2 separate regions of the Homo sapiens genome follow, and region 1 is linked to region 2. A link is a loop called in an ENCODE intact Hi-C map of the cell type or tissue named here. Cell type or tissue: gastrocnemius medialis. All regions are shown on one strand. Links, peaks and the distances in the headings refer to the core of each region. The heading gives the core; the rest is flanking DNA. Region 1 overlaps SEMA4B (semaphorin 4B). Region 2 has its middle 9.6 kb from the start of MESP1.

The links. Hi-C counts contacts between places; a loop is a spot of excess contacts. Peaks named below come from ENCODE experiments on the same cell type or tissue, not always from the same donor. Only the 100,000 strongest peaks of a DNase experiment are listed, where the experiment ranks them.
Region 1: it touches region 2 in a loop (3-fold over the local background); 8 of 110 quality-filtered maps call a loop at or near these places.

The regions. Positions count from the first base shown.
Region 1 is chr15:90,218,469-90,223,833 of GRCh38, reverse strand. It overlaps SEMA4B (semaphorin 4B), which reads right to left. Exons shown (of 14, transcript NM_198925.4): 4 at 3,943-4,041; 5 at 2,741-2,852; 6 at 2,354-2,467; 7 at 2,069-2,220; 8 at 94-275. Among named protein-coding and RNA genes, the nearest start is that of CIB1, 13 kb to the left of the region's middle. RefSeq lists an enhancer at 1,633-2,471. In gastrocnemius medialis, for the core only: CTCF peaks have their summits at 2,336 (motif pointing right) and 4,080 (motif pointing right); a DNase peak (open chromatin) is centred at 2,403; H3K27ac peaks cover 384 bases.
Region 2 is chr15:89,758,179-89,763,543 of GRCh38, reverse strand. No RefSeq gene overlaps it. Among named protein-coding and RNA genes, the nearest start is that of MESP1, 9.6 kb to the right of the region's middle. RefSeq lists a silencer at 2,071-2,160. In gastrocnemius medialis, for the core only: CTCF peaks have their summits at 2,421 and 2,620 (motif pointing left); a DNase peak (open chromatin) is centred at 2,603.

The DNA.
Region 1 (5,365 bases), core at 295-5,294, 460 kb before region 2:
AGAGGAAATAACCAGATTAACCCAGGAGCCCTGGGGGCCCCAGTCCCAGCCACCCTTCACCCTTCCATCTCCAGCGAGGTCTGGAGGCCCTACCACTGGGAAGTGAAGACCCCATAGAAAAGGGTGTCACGCCAGTCCTGGGGGCTGGGGCTCAGCGTGAAGACATCCTGCAGCACGTTGAAGGGGAAGCCATCGTCGGGCCGTGAGCACAGCAGCTGGGCCTTGAGGAAGGAGGTCCAGCGCTGCTGTAGCACCCGCTCTCCACCCTCATCGCCCTGGAGGGAGAGTCGGATGGGCTGGGCTTAGGCACATGCTGAGCCATGACGGGGATGCACGGCACAGGACTGCCTCAATGGACCCACCCCAGACACCAGGACTGAAGGGCAGGAGAAGGCCAGGACCAAGTTCCATCTAAAGTCAGGAAGAGCAGTGTACGCATCCATCAGGAGGATGGTCCTTACTGTAACTAAGCAGAGCCTTCCTAAATATGGACGCGATTCACTGCTGAGCAAACAAGGAAGCCAAAGGACCCCAATATAGCCTAATGCCATGTTCCTGAGTGAGTTAATAATATAAGTACAAGGTCGGGATGGTACTTATATTATTAATGCCTATAATTCCAGCACTTTGGGAGGCCAAGGCGGGTGGATCACTTGAGCTCAGGAGTTTGAGACCCTGTCTCTGCTAAAAATACAAAAAAATTAGCTGGGCATGGTGGTGCATGCTGGTAGTCCCAGCTACATGAGGGGCTGAGGTGAGAGGATTGCTTGAGATTGGGCAGCGGAGGTTGCAGTGAAATCTCACCGCTGCACACCAGCCTGGATGACAAAGTGAGACCCTGTCTCAAAAAGGAAAAAAAAAAATGTATATATATATATACACAGAGTTACACATATGCCAAAAAAAAAAAAAAAGATTTGGAGGGGGCATTCTAAAATGATACCAGTGACTCCTTCTTGTGCTGGGGTGGTGGGGTAATAACATTCATAGTTCACATTTAGTCACTGCCCACCACATTTCTAAGAGCTTTGCGTGGATTAATAATTCACATAACAACTCTGAGGTCAGTGTTATTCTTCCTATTTAACAGAAGAGGAAACTGTTAACCGAGGGGGTGAGGGACTTGCCCAAGATCCTAGGCCAGCAGGGTTTGAACTTGGGCAGTTGGCCTCCAGGGTCTGTGCTCTCCAGCTGATGCTACAGTGCCTCTTTAACTTGTAAGTGATTTTTGTGTGTACAGTTTTCTATTTTCACATTTTTTTTTTTGAGACAGTCTTGCTCTGTCACCCAGGCTGGAGTGCAGTGGCACCATCTCGGCTCACTGCAACCTCCACCTCCCAGGTTCAAGCGATTCTCTTGCCACAGCCTCCTGAGTAGCTAGGATTACAGGCGTGCACCACCACGCCCAGCTAACTTTTGTATTATTAGTAGAGATGGGGTTTTACCATGTTGGCCAGGTTGGTCTCAAACTCCTGACCTCAGGTGATCCACCCACCTTGGCCTCCCAAAGTGCTGGGATTACAGGCGTGAGCCACCATGCCCGGCTATTTTCACATTTTTTAAGTAAAAAAAAAAAAAAGAAAAGAAAAAAAATGGCTGGGTGCAGTGGCTCATGCCTGTAATCCCAGCACTTTGGGAAGCCGAGGTGGGTGGATTGTTTGAGCCCAGGAGTTTGAGACCAGCCCAGGCAACGTGGTAAAACCCCATCTCTACAAAAAATACAAAAATTAGCTGGGCATGGGGGCGCACACCTGTAGTCTCAGCTACTCGGGAGGCTGAGGTAGGAGAACTGCTTGAGCCCAGGAGGTCGAGGCTGCAGTGAACCGTGATCGTGCCACTGCACTCCAGCCTGGGTGACAGAGCAAAGATCCTGTCTAAAAATAAAAAGAAAAAAAAAAAAGAAAAAAGTAGTAAGATATTTTAATTTAAAAGGTGAGAGAGAAAAGCTGTTAGCCAAGCTGTACTCCTTGGCGGGATGGGAAAGGCCATGCATGGATGTGGGTGATCTTGCAGCTGTGGAGGCTTTGAGGTCCCTGGGGTGGCCACCCTGTCAGCCCGTTCCCCTCACCTTGCAGATGCGGGCAATGCGGGACACAATGGTGTTCTCAAAGAACTCAAATTCCTGGCCAGTCTCGCTGAAGAAAAAGTAGATCTTGTCATCATCGCCTTGCAAGCTGCCCAGGCTCTCAGGAATGTAGGCTGAGGCCACAAAAGCTGGGTCTGTAGGGACCAGGTCAGGAGCTCAGAGTCAGCCCAGGAACCCTGGAGACAGGCCAAGCTGGGGGAAAGTGCCCCCTTCTAGGGCTGGGTGAACAGGATCCCTGCCCTCTGGGTGGTGGCAAGAGGACTTCACCTTGCAGCCAGTTGAGGGAGCTCTCGGTCTTGGTGGGGCGAAGGCTTTGGCTCCGCGAGATGGCCGGGTCATTCCCTTGGAAGCTGCTGACTGTTCCAGTGTAGAGCTCGCCATCTGCCAAGAAAACATTCCCATGGGAATGGGCTCCTCAGCACGGCCCCTTCTCCCTGCTCAGGGCCCAGAGTGACCCCAGCACTGCCCGTTTTGCCTGTGGTGGGCAGAGAAGGAAGCTGGAACTTGGAAAAACCAAACCCAAGGCAAGCCCCTGGCCATTCTGTCCCCTTGGAAATAAGCATGGCATGGACTCAGCCTGTCCAAAGCTAGCCCTCTAGCCCTGTGTGCCCCTACATGGAACCTCAATGAAGCCATCCTGCCCTCAACACTCACCAACCACCAGGGCAGTGGACTTGAAATTCGGGTCGAAGGGACAACGGCCCTTGCCATCTTCCAGGAGGACATTCCCCTTCTCGTCCCTTGCCAGGGTGAAGTTCTCCATGTTCTGCAGGAGGGTGGACACATGGGCTCAGGGGCACTCCAGGGAATGAGGAGCAGGCTTGGTGAGAAAGAGAGAGGCGTGCAGGAGAAGGCAACTCTGCAGGCAGGTGAGGTGTGTGGGACAGAAGGGGTCAGGTGTCAGGGACGCCGTCCTCCTCAGCCAGGACACGGTGCCGAAGGGTTTGAACCTGGACAGTCGGCCTCAGGAGAGGCCTCACCCAGACACAGTGCCACACTGCCTCACAGTGACCCGACGCGGGACACATTATCAGACCCACCTGGCGGAGGAGGTGAGGCTTAGAAAATGATGTGAGCCTGGCCGGGCGCGGTGGCTCACACCTGTAATCCCAGCACTCTGGGAGGCCGAGGCGGGTGGATCACGAGGTCAGGAGATCAAGACCATCCTGGCTAACACGGTGAAACCCCCCTCTCTACCGAAAAATAGAAAAAATTAGCCAGGCGTGGTGGCGGGCACCTGTAGTCCCAGCTACTCGGGAGGCTGAGGCAGGAGAATGGCGTGAACCCAGGAGGCAGAGCTTGCAGTGAGCCGAGATCGTGCCACTGCACTCCAGCCTGGGCGACAGAGCGAGACTCCATCTCAAAAAAAAAAAAAAAAAAGAAAAGAAAAAGAAAAAAGAAATAAAATGATGTGAGCCTGGAAGGGGCAGCAATGTGATTCAAACCCAGGTGTGTCTGACCCCAAAGCTGGGCTCCAACCCACAGCATCAAATGCCACCCTCTGCTAGGGGTGTGTGCTGAGGAGGGGGTGTACAAGATAAGACAAGAGAATCAAGCAAAGGAGAGGGAGAGATGCTGGAAGAAGCAGAAGAGGGCAGCAAGGCCTGGGTGGCACAGGATCTTCATGGGTAAGTGACCGCATGTGCCCCCGCCTCCCCGCACAGGGAGACATGGCTGTCAGGGCTGCGCTTTGTGCCAGGGTGTGGGACCTCAGGGCTCTTGGAGGCCAGTGGTACCTAGAAACCTCCCTCTGGGCCCTGCCTTTCCTCAGGGGTCTATGCTACAGAACAGGATCCCTGGGGCAGAAAGAGGGGCAGTTCCCAGGTCAGCCTCAGGGCTGAGGACAGGTCACTCACGATGTAGGTACACATGGGGCTGAAGGCTGCTGTGCCACAGGTGAACAGGTGACTGCCGCTGAGCGGCAGGAGGATCTTGATGTAGTTTTGACAGTCGCGCTGGGGGGAAGGAGCGAGGGGATATCAGTCCCACGCCCAAGCATGCCACCAGGGGGCACCGCCGAGCCCCCCCTTCCACACCCAGGCCCGGCCTCTGCTCCCAGGACTGGGGATGGGGCACTCAAGTCTAGGAACAAAGAACCCACGGGTTTTCTGGGGCACAGTGGAGCGTGCACAGAGTGTGTGTGCTGCAGGGAGCCCAGGGGCTCAGCTAGTTTTGTGACTGGCAAACTTTCCTTCGGCCTAGGGGTGAGGGCACAGAATCCTACCCCTTTGAGTTGTACTATTCCCCAGCAGCATCCTCTTCAGAAGCCACAGGCCCCTCCCAACCAAGCTGGGAGCTGATGAAGCCACAGCCCAGAGCAGGAGGACTGCTCAGCCCTGAACCCTGAACCCCAGATTCATGCATCACCTTCAAATGGGGTATCTAACTGGCACCTGCAACCAAGCTTCTTTCTGGTCCTCCCTAAAACACATGCTTCCCCCCGAGATCTTGCCACTTTCATTAATTCTGTCTTTTCAGTCGCTGAGGCCCCAAACCCAGTCAGCCTTGACTCTTCTTGTCGGTCATACCCCATAATTTCCCACCCAGAAATCCTGGTGGCTCCATCTTCAAAATGCATCCGGAATCTGAGCATTTCTCACTGGTCCGAGCCACCATCATCACTCGCCCCTCACTGCTCTCCCTCCTCCTGTCCTTCCCCATGGAGGCTTCTCTACCACAGTAGCCAGAGTGACCCTCTTAGTACACAGGTGAGACCATGTCACATCTCTGCTCAGCCTTCCCCTGGCCTCCCAAATACCTCCCTCAGAGTGAAATCAAAAGTCCTGCCCCTCCTCCAGATATGCCACTGTCAGCTCCTCACTCTCTCCTGATCTTGGCTCAAATGTCACTTTTTTAATGAAATGTTACCTGACCACCTCATTCCATCCCACGCCCCGCCAATAACATTTGTAAACTGACTACTTTTTCTTTTGAAACACAGTCTCATTCTGTCATCCAGGCTGGAGTGCAGTGGCGAGATCTCGGCTCACTGCAACCTCTGCCTCCCAGGTTCAAGCGATTCTCCTGCTTCAGCCTCCCAGGTAGCTGGGGCTACAGGCGCCTGCCACCATGCCTGGCTAATGTTTTTTGTATTTTTAGTAGAGACGGAGTTTCACTATGTTGGCCTGGCTGGTCTCGAACTCCTGAGACACTCAGGAGACCATGAGGTGGAGACCTTGTGATCCACCTGCCTCAGCCTCCCGAAGTGCTGGGATTACAGGCGTGAGCCACTGTGCCAAGCCTGCTTTTTCACAATTAAATCTCCAGTACCTAAAAGTA
Region 2 (5,365 bases), core at 217-5,216:
CCCAGGCTGGTCTCGAACTACTGGGCTCGAAGCTGTCCTCCTACCTCAGCCTCCCTAGTGCTGAGACTACAGTAATGTACCACCATGCCCAGCAATAAAATTTAATTTAATTTAATTTAATTTTTATTATTTATTAATTTTTGAGACGGGGTCTCACTCTGTCATCCAGGCTGGAGTGCAGTGGTGTAATCTCAGCTCACTGCAGCCTTGCCCTCCCAGGCTCAAGGTATTCTCCCACCTCAGCCTCCCAAGTATCTGGGACTACAGGTGCACACCACCACACCCAGCTAATTTTTTTTAAAAAAAGTTTTTTTGTAGAGACGGGGTTTCACCATGTTGCCCAGGCTGGTCTCAAACTCCTGGGCTCAAGCAATCCATTCGCCTCCACCTCCCAAAGTGCTGGGATTACAGGTATGCACCACTGCGCCTGGCCAAAACTTATTTCTATTTTTTTAACTTTTTAAAAAAATGTTTATTTTTTCAGATGGAGTCTCACTCTATTGCCCAGGCTGGACTACAATGGCATGATCTTGGCTTACTGCAACCTTCACCTCTTGGGTTCAAGCAATTCTGCCTCAGCCTCCCAAGTAGCTGGGATTACAGGCATGCACCACCACACCTGGCTAATTTTTGTATTTTTAGTAGAGACGGAGTTTCACCATGTTGGCCAGGCTGGTCTCAAACTCCTGACCTCAAGTGATCTGCCTCGGATCCTCGGCCTCCCAAAGTGCTGGGATTACAGGCGTGAGCCACCATGCCCAGCCTTTTTAATTTTAAATAATAAAAAAATAATAAGAAGAAAGAAACCTAAACGATTCGGTATTCCCAGGCTGTCTCCCATCCTAGTACTTAGCTTCTGAGATAAGACAAGATTGGGCGCGTTCAGGGTGGTGTGGCTGTACACCAGAACTTATTTTTAAATTGCACATGTAATACATGAATGTAGTCTTCTTGTGAAAAATGTAAACACTGAAGACAAAATTCAAGCTTGACCAGCCCCCAGAACTCAGACCTGCCCCCACCCACACTCCAAACAAGTCCTGGTATGTTTTTCTATATTTGGTGTGTACCCAAGGCCTCTGTCTATGTACATATACACATATATACGATAGACCCTTACAGAATACATGGTATCATACTATGACTTTCTGTGTAGACGGGCTGTTTTTCAAATTTCATTTTCTTTTGCCTTTGCTTATATCAGTGGTGCCATACTGAATGAAATTTCTGCACCTTGATTTTGTCACTAAGCAGTCTGTCTAAACTTGCACTTTTAATCTTTTCCAATCAGGATGAATTGCTGTCAGGGGAATGGCTGGGCAAAGGGCATGGTGAGGCTGTTCTGAAGCTTCAGCCCAGCCCTGTCGAGTCCAGGAGGTGCATGGTTGAGGCTGACCTGGTTAATGGCAGCCAGCAGCACTGCCCACACACCTGGGGCACCTTGGCCAAGGCACCTGGCCATCCTGTGTGCTCCCAGGGCCTGGGGTGGAGCATAATCTACAAGGCTGAAGAAAACTTCCTTGGCTCAGGCCAAGCGCTGGATCGTGGATTTCTCTTGGTGAGGGGCCTTGGGAGCTGAGGATAGAGTTCCTCTTGTCCTCGGTCTTTGGCACGTGGTCAGTACAGATCATGTAAGACCCCTCTTTTTATTTCACATCTGGCCAATTTAAGCTCTCTCCCCCTTCCCTTCAATGTTCTCTAGCCTGTCCAGGGATGCCCTATCCCCAGCCTCTGGCAAAGGACCCCCGCCCACTGGCGCTGCACTTCCCCAGGTCCTGCCCAGGCATTCCAGCTAGGCCCCGGGAGCCCCACTCTGCTTTTTACTGGGTCTAAAGTCAGATACCTTGGGGGCATTCTCCTAACCTCAGATGGAGCACCCGGAGCTAGCCAAGGGCCTGAACCAGGCAGCTCGTATGAGGTCCCAGGCTGGTGACCTGGGCCGGCCCTGCACTCTTCATCCTTCTGCCCGGGGCTGGCCACCCTCCCAGCACCTCACCACTGTTGCGGGCAGTCAGTAGGGGAGAGGGGGCACTTAGGGCCCAAAGCCTCCACTTCCTGCCTGGATACAGCTCCATCTTGGGCTTTTCTGGAGGGCCTGAGCAGGCTGGGCACACCCAAGTTGGCAGCTGAGCCAGGTCTGCAAACCCTCACCCGAGAGCTGGCAAGAGTTTCGAGTTTCGGTCAGCTTGTGGTCTGGCCTCTTTCTACCTCAGCTGCACCTGGGGCATGTGTGTGTTGGGGAGGGGTGTTGAACTCTGCTTGGCTCCTGCCTTCCTGAAACTGTCATCCTTTTCCTCATTCTGATGGGCTCCCATCTTGCTCCACGTCTCTGCACACAGATGCGTGCTTTTCCTGGTGGACAGACGGGCAAACGTGTCCAGAGAGGGCAAACGGCCTGCCTGGGGTCACATGCCCTGTCACACAGGCACTGAACCGGCCTTCATCTATTTCTTAAGCCAGCCCAGCATCCCTGACACATCTACACAGTTCCCAGCGCACCCCCAAATAGAGCCAAGCCTGGGTTCTGGCCCTAGCCCCAAAAAACGTCCTTAAGGATTGGAGGAAGAGCTGTCCAGCTCAGACCCAAAGATCCCACACGGCTGGGCAGCGCCCTCTGTTGGCTGTGGTTGGGAGTGCGTGGACACTGGAAAGCCAGGGGTGAACCCTCTGTCCCGACTGGGGCCTTCCCACCAAGGCAGGCAGTGTCTCCCAGGACATCTCAGCAGGCAGTCGGGAGCCCCTGCTCCATTTTGCAGGTGGCATTGTGTGACAAGTGTGCCTCCTCTCTTTATACCTCAAGTTTCCCCACTTTTCACTCTAAGGCTGAGACCCATTGGCACTTCCCTGGAGAAAGTGAAGGAGCATAAATGCTACGTCCCTTAGGAGAGACGTGCTATCTGCTTACCCTGCATTGTCAGCCAGCTCCAGACCCACCAAGACGCGGCACTTCCTCTTGAGCCTTTCCTGGAATCTGCCAAGTCTCTCTCTCCCACCCCCTCCCTCCTCGTCACCCCTGGGCTGCCTGCGACTTCCACTGGCTGAGCACCCAGCTGATCTGTAGCCAGATAATCAGATTATTGTGGGTCTAGAATAATCTATTCCATATGGCTTGCCAGCTCAGTGGCTCCGAGAGCTGAAGGTGTGAGGGGAGGGAGTGATCGTCCTTGGAAGGGGCTGCCCTGGGAGCTGCGGAGCCTCAGCGGGAGGCTGATAGGAAAGGAAGCACAGGTGGGGGAAGGTGAGCCCGCCTTGCTGGGCCCTCTGACTTCTCTGGGCTTCAGCCCAAGCATGGCCTCCAGGCCTCACGATCTGAGACCCACAGGGGCTGGGTGCTCCCCAGGGCCTTTCCCACCTTTTGATTGGGGTGGGGTGTTCACCGTGGGGCACCGCTGCATAATTTCAGGGAGATTTTATTTTTTATCCTCAGGCTGCATCCTCCAGGGATCTGGTCCATGAAGTCCAGATGGGGCCTGCAAGCTCTTCTTCTTCTTTCTTCTTCTCTCTTCTTTCTTCTTTCTTCTCTCTTCTCTCTTCTTCTTCTTCTTTTCTTCTTCTTCCTCTTCCTTCTTCCATCTTTCTTCTTCTTCTTTATTCTTCTTCTTCCTTTTCTTTGTTTGTTTGTTTTTTTTGAGACAGTTTCACTCTTGTTGCCCAGGTTGGAGTGCAGGGGTGTGATCTCGGCTCACTGCAGCCTCCACCTCCCAGGTTCAAGCAATTCTCCTGCCTCAGCCTCCCGAGTAGCTGGGATTACAGGCACCCACCACCGTGCCTGGCTAATTTTTTGTATTTTTATAGAGATGGGGTTTCTCCATGTTGACCAGGCTGGTCTCGAACTCCTGGCCTCAGGTGATCCACCCACCTCAGCCTCACAAAGTGTGGGGATTACAGGCGTGAGCTACTGTGCCCGGCCTCTTTTTCTTCTCAGTCTCTGTGATGTGAAGCAAGGCTTAATGTGACCGGAGGGGTCCCCAACCCCTTCACTCTTAGGACCTCCCTCCAGGATGGAAGGAGCCACTCATCCTCCGAAGGAGACATGGGAGATATAGGGAGGACAGAACAGAGGCTTTGGCCTCTGACAGAGACAGATGGATGCCAGCTCAGCCCCTGCTCACCCTGTTAGGTGGGACAATCTCTCTGAGCCTCTGTTTCCTCATCTACAAAGTGGGGGCCACTACACCCACATCAAAGTGTGTTGTGAGTGTGAGCAGCGACCCTGCAAAGCTCCAGCCCAGTGCCAGACCTCGGGGGACAGTAGTGTGCACGCACGCTCCATGCAGCCTGAGTTGATCCGCACATGCTCAGCCCAGAAGGCAGGAATTACCCTGTGGCACAGCAACAGACAAGACACTGAGGCCAGAGATGGAGAGCGAGGTGCCCAAGTGGCACAGGTAGTGCATGGCAAGGCAGGGCCTCATGCCCACATTGGCCAGACTCCAGAGGAGTGTCCTGGGCTGTCTGAAGGCGGAGGCTTCACTACTAACAATCTCTCCCCTGAGAGGGTTGCTGCAGAGGTGTGGCGGGAAGATCCTTGGCTGTGGGGGACACCCAAATTAGGAGCTTCCCAGGAGATGCTAAGTAGGCTGGCAGTAGGAGAGCCGCTTCCTTCTCCTGGGGCCTCTGGCTCCGGCAGGGACAGGATTAGGGTCTGCAAGGGGACGATTTACATAGCACCTCTGATTAGTACTCCTATGTCAGAGGGACTGGCTGGGAAATGAGGGCCTTGGGGCTGGGAGGGGGGCCGGGCAGTGCCCAGGACCCAGGTTTGGCGTGAGAAGCGGGCTGGGTAGAGTGGGGAGGCTGAGGTCCAGGCCTGAGCCTGAGAGGGTGCTGCCCTGTCCAGCCTGCCCCCCATGCTGGCCTCAGCTTGCTCTGTCACCTCTGCTCCTGTGGGGCTGCCCCAAGGCCTCATTTCCCAGCCTTACACGTTTGGCAGAGGGTAGGCTCGGGCCAGGGGAGCAGAGGCCACTAGCTCCGGCACTTGTCAAAACACAGGCCCCAGAGGTGTGAAGGCCTCACCCCAGTGGGAGAGCGTGTGGGCCCTGCCGCCCGGAGAACTCATTAACTCAGGCAGCCCCCACATGAACCCACCGGAGAGGCTGGCCACAATAAGGAGATCAAAGGGGAGACAGGCAGGGGACAGGGAAGAGGAGGCTGGCTGGTGGGAGGCGGCAGGGACTGGGCTTCAGGTTGGGGTGCCTCCCATCCCTTAACTTGGTTCCATCAGGCCCACTGACCATTGCCCTTGCACCAGCTGGGCCCCTGGGGCGACTTCCCAGAGACCCCAGGGGAGGGAGGGACTCCATGTGTTCCCTTCAATTTGTCAGCCTTGAGGGCTGAAGACCCCAAAGACGGGACTGGGGATAGA